Linked DNA regions of Mus musculus: region 2 is linked to region 1. A link is a contact called in ENCODE POLR2A ChIA-PET data. All regions are on one chromosome and are shown on one strand. Each heading gives the region's core, a stretch centred on a gene start or an enhancer-like site at or near the end of the contact. The rest is flanking DNA. Distances are from core to core; before and after follow the strand shown. Region 1 holds the start of Mrps7 (mitchondrial ribosomal protein S7). Region 2 holds the start of Grb2 (growth factor receptor bound protein 2).

What was found. ChIA-PET counts read pairs that join two places held with the same protein, here RNA polymerase II (POLR2A).
Region 2: POLR2A ChIA-PET joins it to region 1 with 13 read pairs in Patski. The contact joins the promoter of Grb2 here to the promoter of Mrps7 in region 1. POLR2A ChIA-PET finds 5 or more read pairs at or near these places in 4 of 5 experiments (Patski and embryonic stem cell).

Annotation. Positions count from the first base shown.
Region 1 is chr11:115,602,716-115,605,415 of GRCm38, reverse strand. It overlaps Mrps7 (mitchondrial ribosomal protein S7), which reads right to left and starts at 1,276. Exons shown (of 5, transcript NM_025305.3): 1 at 1,173-1,276; 2 at 504-695; 3 at 330-393. The coding sequence starts at 1,255. Gga3 (golgi associated, gamma adaptin ear containing, ARF binding protein 3) reads left to right here and starts at 1,500. Exons shown (of 17, transcript NM_173048.3): 1 at 1,500-1,588. The coding sequence starts at 1,549.
Region 2 is chr11:115,707,332-115,710,031 of GRCm38, reverse strand. Grb2 (growth factor receptor bound protein 2) reads left to right here and starts at 1,435. Exons shown (of 6, transcript NM_008163.4): 1 at 1,435-1,638.

The DNA of each region.
Region 1 (2,700 bases), core at 27-2,526:
ATATACAGCTCTGGCTGTCTGGAACTCAGAGATCTGCCTACCTCTGGCTCTGTTTTGATTGTTTTTAAGACAGGATCTCACTAAGTAGCTCTGTTCCAGAACTCACTCTGTAGCTCAAGCAGGCCTGACTTATCTCTGCTTCTCGAGTGCTGGATTCAAATGCCTTCTCCAGCGATGGGATTTGAGGTGGGCACCACCAATCTCAGATCTTGGAAATTTTAATGGCAGGAATAGAAACCTGTTTTCTAGTTTTGAAGCCATGGTGTAAAACGCAGACACCAAGCCTGAGGGAAAAGAAAGACAAGCTGAAGAGGAAGAAGCGGCCTTACCTGAGCCATGAGAGACCGGGCCAGAACTTTGTTGCCTCCCTTCATCATCATGTTGGTGAATTTGCTTCAAGGAGAAAAACATGGTTAGCTTTCCCGGGCTGTACTCCGGATCCCTCAGCAGAAAACTGCCCCAGGTGAGTTCCAGCCCACAGCAGAGGAGCATTTGCGCCAAACCTGATGACCGGGTCTGCGAACACCGAGCTGGTTTCAGTCGCGGCCGCAGCTTTGATAAACTGGGTTTTCTTGAGCTCCTGGTCATACTTCTCCTCTTCGGTGAGTTCCGCCACCGGCTTGCGGTAATATTCCTTGTCAATCAAGGGCTCCCGGAATTCGGGGGCATAGCGGCTCCCCCTCACCTGTGTGAGCCTGGGAGTGGGGCGAGGAGGAAGCAGACAGAACCCTACGGGTGAATCTGTGACTCCACAAAAGTGAACAAGCTTGACTTAACAGTAAGCCGCAAGTGCCATCACGCTGACGAGGGACGGTGGCGCTGGGACCGCCTGCTAACCTGACAGCAGTTCTGACCCTTGTCCCAAGAGGTAGGCAGCCCCCACCCCGAAACTGGCCACTGTTCCGTCGCAAGCCAGTTCTCCGATCTCTAGCAGGGCCGCACTCTCGGCTCCGGGTAGAACCGATCTAGGTCATCCCGGCCTGTCAGGCATAGGACAGGGTACTAAGCCCCCAAACCGGCCCGTTTAATGGCTGGAGTCAGCCATCTCGGCGCCCCGAGTTAGTGCCCTCCCGCGCCAGAACTCAGCGCAGCTCGCCTGCGGCTTCTTTCCTTTCCCCAGGTCCTCCCGTGAAGGTCCGAGCGGCGGTCCCGGCTACGCGCTGCCTTCTCACCCTGGAAGGTTCCAGACGGCGCACCTCACTCCCAGGGCCAGCCCGGACCAGCGAAGCGGAGCGCGCAGCGCGGGGGCAGCCATCTTGGCCGCTGTCAGGACCTCGGAGGGCTGCCCACAGCGCGCCTGCGTGAGTGAGCGACAGGACACGGATGAGAGCCTGCGCACTTTCCTCGGGCGTGGGTTTCCCTTCAGAGGTTCCCTCTGAGGAAGAAGCGAAGACACATCCTCGCCCTCGCGGCCTCCGACGCGGTCCGGCGCGCCCGTGGACCGCAGCCCTCGGCGCGCTCAGGCCCCCATGCGGGCCCCGCCCCCGCCCTGCTCGCGCAGAACCTCGCGAGGCTTGAGGGCGCAGGGCCGGACCGGGCGGCTGCAATATGGCGGAGGCGGAAGGGGAGAGCCTGGAGTCCTGGCTGAGTGAGTATCCGGGGCCGCCTCTACCTGACCTCCAACCACGGGCCTGCCTCCTCCCTCCCTGCGCCATCCCCTCCGCCGCGGCGGCCCGCGGCAGTCCACACCCGGCGTCGCCTCGCGGCGAGCATCCGGCGCTCACACCCCTTGCGAGCAGCGGCCCTTCCCCGCCGCGCGTCCTCAGGCTCCCGCGGGTGACACCTGCAGCGCGAGATCCTGCAGGCCCGGAAAGCGACACCCGGGCGCCTTGGGCTGACAGGCGGGCGTCGTGGGGAGGTTGAGGTGGGGCTGCACCCAGCCTGTGCTCTGGGACCGGGCATTGGACAGGTCCCTCGGGGAGGGTTGAGCGGTGCCACGCCGCACACACAACACAGCTGGCAGCTTCCAGAGTGGGACCATCCTCAGTGAGGATGCTGGAAGTGAGAATTCATTTCCAAAGCGCGACTACAGGGAACAATATACCACGAAGCGTGCTAAATATGTACTGAAGGAACACACATGCGCGCACACACACACACATATATGCACGCACTCATTTTAACGAGATAACCCGCTCTTGAGTAACTCAAAAAACAATGACTGCTGCTATATCGACGTGTTGCTATCTTTACTAATTTGTACATTGCTCCAAAGGAATAAGGTTTAACGTTAGCGGACAGTTCATCCAGGTTATTTAGTAAGGGTTAATAAGGCTGGTTAATCACGCCTTATCAAGGGTCAATAAATTAACTTTACTAAGGGCTAGCCCCGGGAGAGCCTCTGAAATGGAGACGAATCAGGTAAGACGTCTTTGTAGAGCCCTGAGCTGGAAATCCTTTACGGAATACAGTTGTCTCTTTGATGTCTTGAGTGTTGTTCCTAGAGGCATGGCCTTCCTTAAGAACTACTGTTCAGGAGATTGAAATTAGCTTTAAGGGAAGCTACATCCCAAAAGAAAAGTAAGATCACAGTTGCAGTGTCTGATGTTTGCGGGCAGGGCATAGAGCCATCTCCCTATATGTGACAGTTCTCTGGGGAGTGTACAGTGCTGGATTACAGGCATTGGCTAAAATCATTTACCCAAGGATCCCAGTGTCCAGTCAGCTGTGTATAGACCAGGCTGGCCTCGAACTCACTGA
Region 2 (2,700 bases), core at 186-2,685, 100 kb before region 1:
CACCTCTGCCGGGCAGCTCTCCCTTTTGTAACTGGTCATTCTAATATGTAGGTCCCTGGTACTTAGGGCCAGCGTTCTTCTCTTTGAAACTAAGTAGCTCTATCTAAATCGCAAACTGCTGGAGTCATTGGCTTCATCTTTTGCTCTGAAAGGCATTTTCAATTGCAAATGATGTTCAGTAAACACTTGTCGAAAGAACAATTCACTTGCCTTATTTTAGTGGACTCATTATTGTAGCAGAGGCTTGGGTATTCTTAACTGTATTTTGTTGGCTTCTAGAGAACACATTGACATTGGCTGTGTTCTTGCTCTCCTATAATTGAAAAGAGCTTTTGGAACTGAGAGGTACTTCTCCAAGCTTCATCTACTACTCCCCCAAAACCGGCAGCCCCGCACAGGAACCTATCTATGCACTTTGCATCGCACAGAACACGACTTTCTCACGCCTCCATCCATCTCTCTGTTCTGTGCCATTCCGTTTGTTGGCTAAGCGCTTACCCTGGCTCCTGTGCTGTGGAACTCCTACTCGCCCTCCAGTACTCAGTTCCACATCACCTTCTTTGTTAAGTCTTTTATACAGTGGGCTGAGGAACAGAGCCAGCCTTTCTCTATCTTTTTGGCTTCCTCAGCATTCCCCCAAAGAGCTATGTGTAAGTGTTATAGCTGTGTGTGTATGTGTGTGTGTGTGTGTGTGTGTGTGTGTGTGTGTGTGCGCGCGCGCGCGCGCGCGCATGAGGGTGTGTGCAGGTGAATGCTAGTGCTATCAGAGGCCAGCGGCACTAAGTCTCCTGGAACTGGGGTTACAGACAGTTGTGAGCCATCTGGTGTGGGTGCAGGTCCTCTGGAAGAGCAGCAAGCAGTTTTTGACCTGAGAGGTCTCTCCAGCCAAGACATTACTTGTTTACTCTTCTGCTGCTTCTCTCGATTTAACCTCTTGAAGGCCAGGATCTCTGCTCGTTGTTTCATCTTCTTTACCCAGCACAGTGCTTACTTACACTGGGTATGTGGTTCACTGCGTGAACAGACTAATCAAACAATTCATCGAATACTGCAGGTTGCACGAACCAGATCCCCAAACGTTTCTAGAACTGGTCCTCTATTTGGGTTGAGCCATCCTGAGATCTCTCCCCGCTCCTCGGTGCCTCTTTGCTTTGTTTTGGTAGAAAGGACGTGATTAGAGTGTGGAAAGCGCCGTTCCTCTAGAGCAGAGCTGTAATTCACTTGCTCCGGCACGTAGAGGGTTACAACGGCCCAGGGGCGGAGCCGAGTCCGTGCCACCTGCTGCGGGCCGAGCTGACGCATGCGCGAAGCCCCCCTCTAGGCTACCTGCCGGGCGGAGCGGAGGAGGAGCGCTTGCGCTCTGGGCCTTTTCCGCCGGGGGAAGTCTCGCGGGGGCGGGGCGCGGCGGGGCGGGGCCGCGTGGGGAAGTTCTCGCGGGACCCTGGCGAGGAGCGGAAGCTAGGTTGCTCTGTTGCTTCTGCGATCGGGCGGCGGCGGCGGCGAGAGCGAGCGGGGCTGCGGCCGGGACGGCGGTCGGGGCAGCGGGCGCCGCAGTCAGGGAGCAGCAGCGAGGTTGGCGGCTGCGGGCGGCAGCGCAGGGCGGGCCGGGCCGGGTGACGGAGTGGACGGCGCGTCACGGTGAGTGCAGGGGAGCGGGCGGGAAGTGAGCGGGAGCTCCGTGGTCCCCGCGCCGCGCGGCGGCGAGCGGCTCGGGCCCGGGCTGCTCGGGGCTGCCGGGGAGGGCCGCTCGCGGGCCGGGGAAGGCTGGGACCCGAGCGCAGCGGCTGCGCAGCCGTCTCCTCGTTTCCCCTTTTGGGGCGCTTCCTTCCTGGTGCCGGTCTTCCTCCCGCTGGGGGCAGAGACCCGGCCCGCCGGGGAGGTCTGGTGTGGCGGCCGTCCGGCTGGACGCTGGGGAGCCCGGAGCAGCCGAGAGGCGCAGGCTGCTGCTCTGAGTCAGGCTGACTGAGCCCGGGAGGCGGGGGATTCGGTGCCCGCAGCTAACGTGGTGATTGATGCTCCTTTGACCTGCAAGGCCACCACGTCACCGCCTCTTGGCATCTTGCGGTGGAATTGTGTGCGGGAATCCACCGTGACTTAGAATGATTGTTACCCGGACCCGCCGACGGGTCTTTGTGAGAGTTGGGCGCTTCTCTTTTTAGAAGGACTTGAGGGGGAAAAAATACTTGTTGGGGGGTGGGGGGGAAGCAGCAGCAGCAGCGGATAGGAATGCTGGAAGGAAGGAATTTTGGGGAGAGAGCCCCGTTGGTTCCTGCAACACTCTTAGGTCGTGTGGGTTGGTAAGAAAGGGATTTTAGGCTGTGTTCAAAAGCTATAGCAGTGCAGTTTGCCGGGTAGCCGAAGCGCGTTCAACGTCATCTTTCGGTGCTGTTGACACTCAGAAAGAGGCTAGAGAAACTGGGTTTTGTTGTTGTTGTTTTTTTGTTTTGTTTTTTGTTTTTGACTTCTTCACCTCTCTTTCACTTTTCCGTTTTTGCCTTCTGTCTCCATTCTACGCTACTAGGGACACGAAAAGCATCTGTAGCGCCAGTCATTGGTCCCTCCGCCCCCTTTAAAAAAAAATCTACTTCCCCTTCTTGCTGTTCCTCCGTTATAATTTTCAAGTTTCTGCTGGTTTGGGCACTGTTCATTTTCTCCGTCGTTCTAAGATCCCCTTTTCTTTTGGAGGGAGATACCTTCCCT